Regions from separate parts of the Homo sapiens genome. Here region 1 is linked to region 2. Evidence: read pairs that join two places in POLR2A ChIA-PET (ENCODE). Cell type or tissue: HepG2. All regions are shown on one strand. Region 1 overlaps LGR4 (leucine rich repeat containing G protein-coupled receptor 4). Region 2 overlaps LGR4 (leucine rich repeat containing G protein-coupled receptor 4).

Evidence for each region. Peaks named below come from ENCODE experiments on the same cell type or tissue, not always from the same donor. Only the 100,000 strongest peaks of a DNase experiment are listed, where the experiment ranks them.
Region 1: POLR2A ChIA-PET joins it to region 2 with 6 read pairs; 7 of 35 experiments call an interaction of 5 or more read pairs at or near these places.

Annotation. Positions count from the first base shown.
Region 1 is chr11:27,451,586-27,459,585 of GRCh38, forward strand. The region is part of intron 1 of LGR4 (leucine rich repeat containing G protein-coupled receptor 4); the gene reads right to left. Among named protein-coding and RNA genes, the nearest start is that of LGR4-AS1, 16 kb to the right of the region's middle. In HepG2, no CTCF peak of the experiment used is centred here; DNase peaks (open chromatin) are centred at 4,696 and 5,556.
Region 2 is chr11:27,369,660-27,377,659 of GRCh38, forward strand. LGR4 (leucine rich repeat containing G protein-coupled receptor 4) reads right to left here. Exons shown (of 18, transcript NM_018490.5): 12 at 7,499-7,564; 13 at 6,640-6,711; 14 at 4,316-4,387; 15 at 3,892-4,017; 16 at 2,624-2,739; 17 at 1,956-2,039. Among named protein-coding and RNA genes, the nearest start is that of CCDC34, 10 kb to the left of the region's middle. In HepG2, no CTCF peak of the experiment used is centred here; DNase peaks (open chromatin) are centred at 4,802 and 5,882; H3K4me3 peaks cover 443 bases.

The sequences.
Region 1 (8,000 bases), 82 kb after region 2:
AATTAAGGTTGTGGGTAATCTAGACTATTGTTGCTTAAATACCACAAAAATTAGTCCCTAAAACTTCATTCATTCATCCCCTGTTTAGATAAATGTGTGTGCTTTTAGTGGGAGGCAAGAAATTGGTTAATCCAGTAATTAAGGCAAATATACTGAATCATCAGAAGTAAAACACCATTCAGCTACTAATTCACAGGCAGAGATCCAAGGTCATTCCTCATACTAAGACTGTACCAAGCACTCAGTAATAAAATACTTTCATAATAGGAGAGCCATGTCCATTCCATTCAAAAATATGATTCAAACCATTTAAATTATAAACCTAATGCATAATTTGCATATTGTACTTTCTCTGCTTTAGAACATAAAAGAGAATTCACATACACACATACATAGCTGGGGGGAATGTGGGCATGAAGCTGGGGGAAAAAATGGACACCCACGTAATCTTCCAACAATTGCTCAATAGCAAATTAAAACTGGTTATGCTCTCAGGGAGCAAAATAATGTTGATGTGAAAGTTAAAAGATCTAGATTGAGACTCTGGCTCTGCAACCTCAGGCTGTCATCTTACCTCAGAGACTCAGTTTCCTCATCTTCTTTAAGGGGTAAGGCCATGGCTAAGACTTCTCAGGACTCTCAACAGATCTGGTATGTTTGTTGTTGTTATTTTAAAAAATGGTTTAAGACTCACTAGAAGTTGCAAAACTAGTGCAGACAGTTCCTGCATACCCTTCACCCAGCTTTTCCCAATGGCAACATCTTACATAACCATAATATATCAGCTAAACCGGGAAATTTACTTTGATGCAACACTATTTACTAAAGCTACAGACCCTACTCAGATGGATTCATGTAACTACCACTACAATCATGGTAAGGAACTGCTCCACCACTGCAAAGAAATGCCCTCCTGCGACACTTTTCTGTCGCATCATTTTCCTATCTCCAACCCTAGCAACCACTGGTCTGTTCGCCAACACTATAATTTTGTCATTTATAGTAAACCTGGAATCATACAGTATACAACTTTTTGAGTTTTTTTTTTTTTTTTTTTTTTGAGACAGAGTCTCTGTCGCCCCGGCTGGAGTGCAGTGGCGCGATCTCGGCTCACTGCAAGCTCCGCCTCCCGGGTTCACACCATTCTCCTGCCTCAGCCTCCCGAGTAGCTGGGACTACAGGTGCCCGCCACCACGTCCGGCTAATTTTTTTTTTTTTTTTGTATTTTTAGTAGAGACGGTGTTTCACTGTTGAACTTGGTTTTAATCACTCAGCCTTAATACCGTTGAAAACTATCCATAGTCATGTGTATCAATAGTTTGTATACTTCTGTGTAATAGCCTGTTGTATTGACATACCAATTTATTCTGCCACATTGACTTCAAACCTTTTTATGTTTTTTCTTTTATCTTTTATTTTCTTTTTTAATGTTCCTACATGCACAGTGACTTTTATGTTTAATTAAGTTGTCACTATGGGGTAGGGAGAAACCTTTTTTTTTGAGACAGGGTCTAGCTCTGTCGCCCAGGCTGGAGTGCAGTGGTGCGATCTCAGCTCACCACAACCTCCACCTCCCAGGTTCAAGCAAATCTCCTGCCTCAGCCTCCCGAGTAGCTGGGATTACAGGCGCCTGCCACCATGCCCAGCTAATTTTTGTACTTTTAGTAAAGACAGGGTTTCACTGTGTTGGCCAGGCTGGTCTCGAACTCCCAACCTCATGATGTGCCCACCTCGGCCTCCCAAAGTGCTGGGATTACAGGCGTGAGCCACCACGCCCGGCCAAGAGGAACTTTTTAAATTTTGTTTTGCCATTGCTTAAGATGGATTCATATTCCTATAGATATTGACTAATTATCTTAATATCTAAATTTCATTCCAGCCTTCCCTGGCTACCCTACTTTAACAGCAAACCACCTTCATCTTGCTTTATTTTCCTTGATGGTATGTAACATTACCTGACCTTTTATATTCATTGTGCTTATTTACTGTCTACCACTAATCCCCCACCCCCCTGCCAGGTAAGTTATAGGAATGCAAGGATGGCATCAGATACTGTTCAATTCTGTGTCCCCAGCACCAAAAACAGTCCCTAACACATCAGACACTTAATAAACAAATGTTGAACAAATTAATTTTTAAAGTTCTGACTTATTATCTCAGTAAGTAATTATTATTTTAAAGTTGAAAGAGTACTGATTCTGTAAACCAAAAATAAAATTCTAAGGGCCCCAGCCTTCTGAATGGAACCCTCCTCTTGGCCAAAGGCATTCCAAAGTTAACCTGAAAAACTAGTTCAGACCATGATGGGAAGGGGAAGTTGGACATGCCTCATTATATCCTACACCCTTTTGGAATTTAGTAAGAGCCAACCAGCATTAGCATCAACACAGACCTGAAGACTTATAAGAAACATTTATAATACAATCTATTCTCTTTGAAGCCTGCTACCTGGAGGCTTCATCTGCATGATAAAACTTTGGTCTCCACAATCCCTTATCATTGGAACTCGGACATTCCTTTCTATTTATTCCAGGCTTTTAGATAAAAACTAAACTCTTTCAGCCAATTGCCAATCCGAAAATTTTTAAATCTACCTATAACCTGGAAGCTCCCTGGCTTCAACTTGTCCCTCCTTTCCAGATCAAACCCATGTCATCTCACAGGTATTGATTGATATATTATGTCTCCCTAAAAAGTATAAAAGTAAGCTGTACTCCAACCACGTCTTCAAGACTGTCTGTGGCTGTGTCACAGGCAAGTCCTTAGCCTTGGCAAAATAAACTTTCTAAATTGATTGAGATCTGTCACAGATACTTTTGGGTTGACAATTCCATGAACCATTATACAAATATTTGTAGCTCTCAAAGAATAGTTTGAATAAATAAAATTATTGGCCGGGCACAGTGGCTCATGCCTGTAATCCCAGCACTTTGGGAGGCCAAGGCAGATAGATTGCCTGAGGTCAGGAGTTCGAGACCAGTCTGGCCAAGATGGTGAAACCCTGTCTCTACTAAAAATACTAAAACTTAGCCAGATGTGGTGGCATGCACCTGTAATCCCAGCTACATCAGGGGCTGAGGCAGGGGAATTGCTTGAACCAGGGCGGTGGTGGTTGCAGTGAGCCGAGATCATGCCACCTGCTCTCTAGCCTGGAAGACAGAGCAAGACTCTGTCTCAAAAAAAAAAAAAAAAGCAAAATTATTTGCATTAAACATTTTTATTCACCTCCACAAATTATCTCCTACAATTTCAACAAAGTACTGAGCCCATGGAAAACTGGGAAGACAAGGAAGAAGCACAGGAAATTTTATCTTGTCATCCAACAGACACAAGCCACAGCAACACAAGTCAAAAGTCTTACTAAATGTTAATATTAAATTAAATGTTAAAGATTAACACAGTCAAAGAAAGGACCATCTCTTCTGATAATGCTCTTCCACTTGCCTTCTCTGTCTGTCTTTCTTTCTTTTTTCCAGGTCTCACTTTGTCACCCATGCTGGAGTGCAGTGGCACCATCATAGTTCCCTGCAGCCTCAAATTCCTGGTCTCTAAGTGATCCTCCTGTCTCAGCCTTCTGAGTAGCTGAGACTACAAGTGTGTGCCACCACGCCAGGCTAATTTATTTTTTGTACAGATGGGGTGTTTCATTTTTAACATACCCTGGAGCACTATAAATGATTCTGGTCAAGTCATACAACTAAATGTAACTGGATTTCTCCCCCATTAAATGGGGAATTTGAGCCAGATCAACTGCCAGCTCTTAATAGAGAAGTACACAAAGAAGGGAGGAAAAGTCTAAAAAAAAACAACAACAAGAATTTGGTGTTATGATTTATGTGACTGAAAAGTTTAACAAATAATAACTACCATGTCTATAAACAGGTTAATATAATATACACCATTGGGAGAAACTGACTTTTTGCTTTCCCCATGGAACGACATAGCCTTTTTGATGGGTGGGCCATAATAAACAAGAGTTTTAGATCCACTGCATTAGATGACCTTTAAGATCCTTTCCAAATCTACATTCTAAGGAGCTGAGAACACTTCAAGCACAGAACAAAACAAAACCTCTCCAGAATTAATTCCCCATCTACATAATGAGAAGTTTCCGATACCTAAGACATGTACAATGGATGAACGCCTACATTTAGGAAGAGCACTGAAAGATACTGTTATACAGCCCACTCAACCAAATAACCCTAGTCTATAAAAGCAAGATCCAACACCCTACCTGCAAAACCTCTCATTACTAGTGGTAATAAGTCCTCACTTGCCATGGTTTCTCCATCTCTAAAATGGGGAGAATAATAGCATTGCTTTGGAGGCCTATTGGGAGGATTAAATAGATAACACGTGTTACGCACTTCATTTAGTGCCTGGCATTCAATAACATTATTATGAGCATCTAAGTTAATAACAAGAGGATGGTGATGATATTATCTGAATGGCAGGACAGACCAGAGAGCTCTTCATGACTAAGAATGCAACATAAGTGAAATGAGAAAGCAAAATGCTTCCAGGGGAAGAAGACAACCTTTAGAATCACCAAGCAAATGACTGTTTAGCATGAGGCTGGCTATCACCAGTACATTCAAAATTAAAACTGTGGCCACAGATTCAATCATGAATAATAGCCCTGCTGCTAAAGGAAAGAGCACACAGATCCAAATGGGAACCCATCAAGTCTGTAAAACATTAACAGCTTAATAAACATCAGCTCACACCATCAACACACAGTGTTCGAGTCAACTAAAGAGTACCAACTAAATTAATACCAAGTTGACTAAATGAAATGCCTTGGGGGAGAAAAAGGCTCATGGGTGATTCACTTTTATGCTGACTTCCCTATAAAAACATCTTCAACAGGAGAGGCAGGAAATTCCAGTGAGTGAAAGGGGGCAGCTATATGGAAACCATCATACTGCACATTTTGCTTTTTAATCTACTGCAAAGTTTTGGTTTAAAGGAGCACATTCAGAAATTTGCTCCTTTAGAAACAGAAAAGTGAGTCTGCTAACAGATCTGATCCTCATATACCATGTAAGTGAAGTCCACGGAAGAAAGAAAAAGCCAGTCAAAAAGCATATGACTGATACTTTCCAGACACACACAAAAAAACACTATTAACATGGGAAATGATGTGAAAGCTTTTAAACAAGTATGTATAAAAAGCAAAAAGACCAAGTTAGAGATACTTTTTAAAAGTTCTGCTATGAATAACAGACAACTTCATTTTACACAACAGATTTTGAATCTATTGTGTAGATTTTTGACTCTAAATCAAGTCATAGTCTCCCAGTGTATGCAGACATATAGATGTATGTGTGCTTTTTGGGTACACATTTTTTTCTGTTCTGATTTTTTTTTCCTGTAATAACCTGTAGCTTCTCACCATTTTGTTTCTCATTTCACCTGTTCCTCTTCTGATAAATTGTCAAATATCTAAGCAAACTACAGGGATGAGCAAACTTAAATATGGAACACCTGAGCTTCACAAACTACCACCCACTAACTGTGGGATATTTGAACAAGTTACCTAATCCTTTTAAATCCCAGTTTGCTCAGTGATAAAATGGGAATCCTGCCATGGACCAAGATGGTTACTGTGGAAATTCTAGTTAGCACATGTAAAATGCATAATGTATAGGTAGGCCCAGCAATTCTTCACTAAATATCCATTTTTTAAAAAAATCAGACATTCCAAATATGAATACATTAATAATTCAAACTTTTTTCACTGTAAGCAAAATGCTTCACATTAGGGTAATTTCTACAGGAGTCTCTGGCGGGGATTACAGCAACTGCTAGGTATCATAAAGGGAGCTAAGAATTCTTCTCTTTTAAAAGCAGACATTCTCAGCATAGAGGAGTTTAAAGAACTTAAAGAAAGCAGACATTTAAACAAAATCAGTTTTTAACAGCTTTTGCTAATACTACATACCATGCTAACAATATATTGTGACTATAAGTAATTGGTGATAACAAACCTCACCACAGTCTAAGACATTAAAATTGAGACCAACATTTTCTTATAAACATACATTTACCATATGACCCAGGATCTCACTCTAGGTATTTATGCAAGTGAAATAAATACCTATGTTCATACAAAAACTCTGTGTGAATATTTATGGTGGCTTTATTTATAATAGCCAAAAAGCTAGAAATAGGGCAAATGTCCCTTGACTGGTGAATGGAGAAACAAATTATAGTATACGTACACAATGGAACACTCCTTAGCAATGAAAATGAGTACTGGCCAGGCACAGTGGCTCACACCTGTAACCCCAGCACTTTGGGAGCCAGGGCAGGAGGATCATTTGAGGCCAGAAGTTCAAGACTAGCCTGGGAAACACAGCAAGACCCCATCTCTGCAAAAATTAAAAAAAAAATTAGCCAGGCATGGTGGCACATGCCTGTAGTCCCATCTATTTGGAGGGCTAAGGTAGGAGGACTGCTTGAGCCCAGGAGTTAGAGGCTGCAGTGAACTGTGATCATGCCACTGTGGTCCGGCTTGGGCAACAAAGCAAGTCCCCATCTCAAAAAGAAAAAGAAAAGAAAGTGAGTATTACATATTAATATACGCAACATGTTAGAATCTCAAATGCAGTATGGTGAGAAAAATAGGCCAGACGCAAAAGGTTACATTGTTTTATTACATTTATATGGCATCCTAATAAAGGCAAAACTACATAAAGTGAGGAAACCAAGGTAGAAAATAGTTCAGCAGTTGTCAGAGGTTGGAGGTGAAGAGAGGAGATAACTACAGAGAGGCATGGAAATTCATCAAGTGAAGAAATGCTCTATATCTTCACAGTGATGGTGGTCACATGACTGTATACATTGTGAAACTCATAGAACTGAACATTAAAAAGGATGACTTTTAAAATTGAGGAGCTTGGGGGAGTTTTCTCTATAAATTCATAGTTTTTTTGTTTTCTTAATTTTTTTAAGTATTTTTTTTTTTGAGATGGAATTTCGCTCTTTTCACCCAGGCTGGAATGCAATGGCACGATCTCAGCTTACTACAACCTTTGCCTCCCGGGTTCAAGCAATTCTACTCTCTCAGCCTCCCGAGTAGCTAGGATTACAGCCACCCACCACCATGCCCAGCTAATTTTTGTATTTTTAGTAGAGACGGGGTTTCACCATGTTGGCCAGGCTGGTCTCGAACTCCTGACCTCAGGTGATCCGCCCACCTTGGCCTCCCAAAGTGCTGGGACTACAGGCATGAGTTACCATGCCGGGCCTTGAATTCACAGTTTTGAAAGTCAGGGAAGCAGTCAAAGTAAGGAAGATGGAACATCTAAGATTAAACCATTTATTTTAGGATAAAAATATGGAGGCAATAAATAAAAAGGGAACCACAAATAGATTCATTTATGAAGAACCATAAAACAGAAACTTTTAAAAATTTAACCTTAAATGAGCCAATAAATTTAAAGGAAATCTATTATAATCAAGAACTACAAAAGGAATCAGTTTTATGAGAAAATGTGAAAGGCAATAATTTCTTTTAGCATGTTGTTATTCAGCTTATGTTCAGTAATGATACCAAGAACCATCAGAAATAACTTCTAGAAGAGATGTCTATATAAATTTAAATATGTGGCTATATCTGAGATAAAATAATCAACAGGAGCTTGCTTCCTTTTAGATAAATCATCAACTTCTGTCTGTCAAAACCAGTCTACATGTCTGAAAAACAATGAAACTAGAAACTCAGGCTCGAGTAACTTGAGGGTTGGGAAGGACCCTGATGAAATGGATGTCATTACTTCCTCTGCCAACGTCATAAATCTTCTTATCCTTGGATGTCACAGCGGGGGGTTTTTCCTCCTTCTGGAATTCTGGAATGCCACCTCAGCCAGGATGGTGTGAAGGGCAAATTCTTTTTTTTTTTTTTGAGACAGAGTCTTGCTCCGTCACCCAGGCTAGAGTGCAGTGGTGCGATCTCGGTTCACTGCAACCTCCACCTCCTGGGTTCAAGTGATTCT
Region 2 (8,000 bases):
ATGCTGGATATATAGTTAGACTTCAATAAATATTAGCTCCCTTTTCTTCTTCCTTTCTAGCCCCAATATACTTTATAATCATGTATGTATATGTATGTATCTACACATATTTTTTATATATTTTCTTATGACTTTCAAAAGCAACCTGATGAAGCAGGTTAAGACAGTATAATTATCCCCATTTTTCATCCAGAGAAACTGATATTTCAAAGAAACTGACAAAGGCCATTCAGTAAGATAATATAGCTAGGACTACACCTCGGTGATGTTAACTATTCATACAAAGCTATGTACAATAAAATCCTACATAATACAAACTAGCATTGCAAGAACTCATTCAGTCGCTGAACTCCATGTTCCAGTAACTGACTTTGACATGCTAGTTATGACACAAATTACAACTGTTTTACTGAAAAATTAGAAAAGAAAAACAAGATTTTGACTATGAAACACAAGAAAACTATGTATTACAACTGTCTAAAAAACATGTTTTATGAACTTTCATGAAAATGACATATCCAATAAAATGTTTTAAATTGTTAAGATATTCACAGACCTCAAAAGCCAGTTCTGCATCATTTATCAGGCTTCCAAATAATACAAGAAACTCTTATTTTAAATTTCCTTTCTATTCCCCCTTCAGGAAGTGCTAAGAGAAAGCTCGTTATCACCTTTATCTCTGTTATCTAAACTCATCCTTCATGGAAGGAGGGGTAGCTCATCTACCTGAGAGAATAGGATACCTTTTGAGAACCCTTTTATGGGTGAGAAAGGTTACTTTTCCAAAAAAGCCTGGGAAGCAGCCTCCACCGTCCCTGTCTTTGGAAGCCTGCTGCCTCCTCTGGTGCTAACAGAAGGATCCCAGCTCTCCTCCACTTCCTGCTTCTGCAGCAAGCACATCAGTGTCTGTGTGTTACTACAGCTGAGTAGGGGGAGGCAGGCCTGCATTTCATCCCCATGGCAGCCCAAGGAGATGAGCTCAGACCAGCTTTCCTCCTGGCCAATCTCCAAGTTTACATTTGGGGTGGAAGAAATGGAAACGCTGCATGTTGAAGTCCAGCCCCCCCTTTAATAAACCTGTTCCCTTCTCATTGGATCATCAGTTCTTTATGTACATTCTCTGGCACATGAACTCCAGTGAGACAAGTAAGCAAGCTGCACCCCAACCTTTAAAAATTAATATAGACACTAACACACAATAAAATAAATTACATACACTTAGATGATTCTTGCCAACTGCATTCACTTATCTAGTAACTTAGAGCTTATTCTCTACAAAAGAAAGTATTCATAAAATACATACGCAGCCCCTTAAGAAGCTCACAATTCAGCAGCAATCACTAGTGAATCCATAATACTTATAATTCTGAGTCATAAAATTAATGTCCAGATTATCCTGTGATATTATACCAACAAAGGAATCTACTTTGTAGCACACAATTTGACTAAAATATTTAAGCCTTCCTTTTACAGTAAAATTATAAATACATCTTCTCTAGTAGATTAGGCAGACTATGACAATCATGACCAAATATGTGGTATCAGTTTAATAACTTTCCCAAGACTACGAAGTTCAATGAAGTAAATGAGGGGAAATAAGGAAAGGCAAGGCTACATTAAGCACACACATACAATCTGCATAGACTACTAACTTACAGAATTAGTCCCAGAGTTAAAGGAGCATTAAGAAAGTGCCTCTGAAATTCTAACGTGTACAACCTTCACCTGGGGGAGCTTGTTAACATGCAGATTCTGATTCAGTAGGTCTGGGCCTGAGATTCTGCAAAAAATTCCTAAGCTGCTGGCTGGTACGCAAAGCACAAAATCAGAAGGCCTCACAGGATCCTCTAGTACCATCCCTATTACAGAAATCACATCTATACCCAGGACATTTAGATATATTTGCCTAATGTTTGTTTAACATGGGTAACTGTGAAAAAATAGGCCAGGCATACCTGTTGAAGGTGTACAATGGATAATTATTTGACTATGTTCTTCATTTTCAAGAGTGCTTGTGACATTTGCTGCATCAGCAGTACCTGAACATATAACACAAAGCATGTTTAATTAAAACCTTATGCAACTCAAAAGAACCATATTTTCCTGCAATTTTCTCTGTATATAAGTGTGAGTTCTCCTTATAGAAGGTTCAATAACATATTAAAGATGCTGGTAGCATAGTGAATGCCATTGTTTTTTTTGGTTTTGGTTTTTTTTAGAGACAAGGTCTTGCTCTGTTGCCCAGTCTGGAATGCATTGGCACAATCATAGCTCACTGCAACCTTGAACTCCTGGGCTCCGCTCAAAGGATTCTCCCACCTCAGTCTCCCAAGTAGTGGGGAATACAGGCACATGCCACTACACTCAGCTAGTTTTAAAATTTTTTATATAGAGAGAGTCTCACTTTGTTGCCCAGGCTGGTCTCGAACTCTTAGCCTCAAATGACCCTCCCGCCTTGGCCTCCCTAAGTGCTGAGATTACAGGCATGAGCCATCACACCTGGCCAGACAATGCCATTTTTCTCACAGATTTCCTATTGATCATTCACAAAGTAATTATAATAACAGGAACTTTAATCAATGCCTTAAAGGAGTGTTCTATTTTTTGAAACTCATGCACTTGCCTTTCTCCTGTGCCACACTGTGGTCCTGGAGGCTGTTATCTTCTGTGTTTAAATTTGCATAAGAGTCACAACCCCAAAATGCACAGCACTGATAAGCATATGGTACTGATAAAGACCTGGAAAAAAAAGTTGTAAAATCTACACTGAACAGCAACTCCGCAGTTATGGTTTTGTTTTGTAAAAGTATTTTAAACTTTGAAAACCTCAGCCTAGGAGTCAGAAAGATCTGTCATGTGCTTTAGGCTGGTCGTTCATCCTCTCTGGGCCTCAGTTTCCTCATCTGTGAAAACAGCTCTGGTATCAGATGACAACGAGACTTTCTCCCTTTCTATAAGATCTCTCTTAACAGTTGGATGTAAATCAAACTGTTTAAAATTTAACAGCAGTACTGTAATTTAAAGTAATATCTTATGACTCCTTTTATAAATGTATTAACTATGCACAATTTATCATACGAAACTGATAGTTTCACTTAAAATTAATGCCCCAGGTCATTTGTGACTTTATACCATTAAATATATTTACTTGGTTTAAATAAATGTAATGAAAATATTTATTCTCTTCTCCAACAATAATATTCTCTCTCTTTTTTTTAGAGACAGGGTCTTGCCCTGTCACCCAGGCTATAGTGTAATGGCGCAATCACAGCTCAGTGCAGCCTAGAACTCCCAGGCTGAAGTGATCCTCCCATTTCAGCCTCCCAAGTAGCTGGGACTACAGGCACGTGCCACCACATCCAGCTAACTTTTATATTTTTTGTAGAGACAGGGTCTCAGCATGTTGCCCAGGCTGGTCTTGAACTGCTGGTGTCAAGTGATCAGCCCACCTTGGCCTTCCCCAAAGTACTGGGATTACAGGTGCGAGCCACCACGCTCGGCCTCGTAACAATACTCTCTATTATATTTAATGCAGTCCCCCATAACTCTAAAACCTTCATGAAGTATTATAGCATTGTTTTCTGCAGGTTCACATTTACATGGTTTCTGCCATCTTATTGCTAATGAAAAGTCCACTGTATTAAAAAACCATTCTGGTGAATAGCTGTATTATCTCTTTGAGGCCATCAAGGGCTCCAGTTCACATTCTTAAAGACTGTGGAATAATGTTCATATTCTATTTTTCACCAAATTTGCAAAGACTGACGTAGAAAACACCCTTAAATTATAGCCTATCAGAAAATCTGAGAACCAGAGCAAAAAACCAGGACACTCTGTAATTTTGGAGCCTACCATAACTTCAACAAAAAAGAAAAATAAGCAAAAACACACCTGAGGTTAACAAAGTCTTTTGCTGCTAAGGCTTCTTTCAGCTTGAAGTTGCCCACAAGTTTCAGTTGATTTAGCCCATTCAGGCCTTCCGTAGGAAAGGAAGTTAATTCATTGAAACTTACATCTCTAAAATATGAATGAGACTTCAAGTTAATGCCCAATATATAAATCACATAAAAACATCTGTACACGTATTAACATCATAAATATTAGATCCCTAAGATGAAGTTCAAGTGGGGGTGCTAAAATTATAGTTCTAGCATGTATCTTGCCGTTTAAGAAGACTTTTACTATAAATACAGCTTAGCATTTATACAAGGGAATAACTAAACAGAAAAATATTTTGATTCGACAATGTTAAAACAGATGTTTCTATAGCACTAGTTACTACTTTCATGACATTACTGCATAATCATCCACTTACAGGTTAGTTATTGGCCCAAGTGTGGCAAAAGCTCTACTGTGAATTTCATGTATCAGGTTTCTACTCAGATCTCTGCAATTATAAGAGTAACATGTTAATCTTTCAAATAAACACTCAGAATGCCACTTACTTAGACTATACTTTAGAATTAGAGGTAGTAACACAATATCGCTGATAAGATAACAAAGATCTTCAATCTTGGCCAGCAATATTTTTTCATGTTTATGTTGAATGCCTCTCCTTCACAACAATCTATTTCTTGGAATATGTTCTGTACAGCAGTAATTCTAGCTGGCATCTGTTTCAAAACAGGTGTGAATTTTCCCACTTTATCATTCTGATACCAATTCAAACATATAAATGATATGATATAACCTTTGGTACTGCTAACTCAGTGAGGAAAAGCTCAGTTTCTGAAAAAGCTGAAAATAAAAACAGACTTCGTATTGTTTGCCTTCTCAAAGGTTAGTGATAAGGCCCCGAGAGAAGACAAACAATCAATATGCAAACAAGAGCATTCCAGGAGGGCTGCAGATACCCTTCTTTTCCTAAGCACGATATAAAAATTGCATCAACAGTACAGCCAGCTCCGTATTCAGGAACACACCCTGAGAAATTCTGATATTATAGAATTAATAAAACAGAAATAATCTACAAACACACTTACACTGAACCTTAAAGGAAATTTAAACATTGAGTAAATTCATTCTGAGACATATTTCCTAGATAACAAGGAAACTCAACACACTTGGTTCCAAATCACGAAAAGACCAGCTTCTTAGTGTCACTTATCAGTTTCTAAAAGTGATGGCAACTAGGAGCCAGTCTTCTTCCCTATGACTGCCCAGGCTTACACAAAGTTAGTCCACAACTTGAGATGATCCAGCAACCCAACTACCAATTAAATAGTTTCTAGTAGAGTACATGTCATATTTCTTAAAGGGGATATACTAAAAAACTGTATTCAATATATGTAATTTCATTCACTATCAATTTTTCAAACTTTTTCTATAATAGAAAAATGTTGTGCTGGGCAAGGTGGCTCACACCTGTAATCCAAACACTTTGGGAGGCCAAGGTGGGTGGATCACTTGAGCTCAGGTGTTTGAGACAAGCCTGGGCAACATAGGGAGACCCCATCTCTACCAAAAAAAAAAAAAAGAAAAAAATTAGCTGGAGATTGTGGTGTGCACCTGTAGTCCCTCAGCTATTCAGGAGGTTGAGGCAGGAGGATTGTTTGAGCTCAGGCGTTGGAGGATGCAGTGAGCTGTGATTACACCACTGCATTCTAGCCTGAGCGACAAGAGTGAGAGACCCTGTCTCAAAAAAAAAAAAAAAAGAAAAAGAAAAGAAAAATGTTCATTAATTTAGTGTACTATGTTTCTGTGCTAAAGTTCTAGGAAGATAGTGAGTGGCAAGGTTTGTCTCAGTCACCTCTATATTCCCAAGTGCTTATGAGAGTACCTGGAACAAATATGTAGTCAAATACAAATGATTTTTTAAGTAAGTGCTTCTGTGGCTTATGAACTCTATTTGTCATGATAGATACTCCAGTGCAGGGGTCAGCAAACTTCTTCTGTAGAAGGCCAGATAGTAAATATTTTCACCTTTGTGAGTCATATACTCTCCGCTGCAACTACTCAATTCTGCTATAGTGGGGTGAGAGCAGCTTTAGACGGCACTTTAATAATAAAGGCCTGGCAGTGTTCAATTAAACTTAATTGATAAACCAGGAAGCAGGCTGGATGTGGCCCATGGGCTGTAGTCTGCCTACCCTTGCCCTAATGAATTGGCAAACCTCACTATTATAACTTGAAAACAAACAAGCTACATCACTTCAGTTATACACATTACACATTTTTCTACTTGCCAATGTACAATTAGCTAAAGTAAAAAATATTGAAAGATTATTTATAAAGTTGCAAGTCTAAAAATCTTGCAATGTCTAAAATAATATTTTAGGTAAAGTCTAAAAATAATATTTATTGAACACAAATTATATCTTTTTTTTTTTTTTTTGAGACGGAGTTTCACTCTTCTTTTTCAGCCTGGAGTGCAATGGCACAATCTCAGCTCACTGCAATCTCCACCTCCAGGGTTCAAGCGATTCTCCTGCCTCAGCCTCCCGAGTAGCTGGGATTACAGGCATGCACCACTATGCCCGGCTAATTTTTTGTATTTAGTAGAGATGGGGTTTCACCACGTTGTTCAGGCTGAAATTAAAATTATATCTTTAAGTATATCTAGTAACATGGAAATCATAACAACATATTAACATAGTTTGGAAAAAATTTATTGTCTTTAATAATCATAGACAAACTTACAGAATCCTTAGAGATATCAGGCCTTGAAAGGTGCCTTCCTTTATTTGGTAGATTTGATTACGCTGTAAAGAACTAAATAAAAAAAGAAGAAGAAAGAAGACGAAGACAAAGACAAAGAAGAGAACAGGAGGAGGAGGAAAGAGAAAGGGATAGAGAAAAAGAAAAAAGTTACTTTCTATTTTGAAAAATAACATTATAACATTTCTTAGTTGAGTTTTTTCTAAATTTAAATAACTATTCTTATGTAACAGTGATCTTGTTGAAAGAGAATTGCCCTTTTCTCATCTATAAAATGAAAGAGACTAATTGGTATTTCATCCCATATTATACTGGGAATTAACTGGTATGCTATCTAAATTCCCCCATCAACCCCACTCAGGCATAAGAGAAGGAAGATGATGCAGGGAGAAAAGGAACCAAGACAACACAACTATGACAAATACCGTAGGAATAAAGTTACAGGACTACATAGAGTTAAAATGGGAGAATTAATGCCTCCCCCTTCCCATCTCCCAACCAGCTTCCACCAGAGCTGTGCAACACAGGACATGATGGGAACTGGCATTCATGTCTGGTTTCCCTCAATAGCTGGACAAGTTTTTGTCTTCTATTTCTTTTAAATATACACTAACTTCCAACTCCCCCCCGCATAGCGTTTCATGGGATGCCTGATAGCTAAGTGCCTAATACATGCTGGTTGCATGAACACATCTGGTTCAATTTGACATGTTATTTATGGGAACATCTGATTACAGGAATTTCTAATTTCTTACTATTAAAGCCATCTATTAAAAATACGAAATGCTCAACAAACTAACAATACACCACAACAAAAGGAATAAGTCAAAGACCAACTCACATTTCTTCCAGAGCATGGCAACCATTAAAACTTGGAAGGTCTCTTATATTATTGTAAGACAAGTCCCTTAAAACAATGGAAATTAACAAATTAATGCTATGTTATCAGAGTATTATATTAAAAGAGTGGTACTCAGAAGCGTTGAAAGCAGAGCTAAGATAAGTAATAAAGAGATATGCCTGAATAAGAAAAACAAGTCTTTTTTCCTAAGACTTGTCAGCTTCTCAAATACCTCAGTGATACAATAAGCCTAAGATTGATAAAGTTCAAGAATATATTGTTGAGCATAGACACTAATATATGTAAAAATACATTTCTATAAAGTATATATATAAAGTACATAACATAAATATATAAAATTAAATAGGCAAATATAGAAAAATATACAAAATATATAAAATTTAAGTGGTAAAGCTACATTTTTTTAAATTTGTATTTATACGGTTTAAAAATTTGTATTTTTTCAATATTGTTTATCCCATAAATAACTTATATGTTCTTT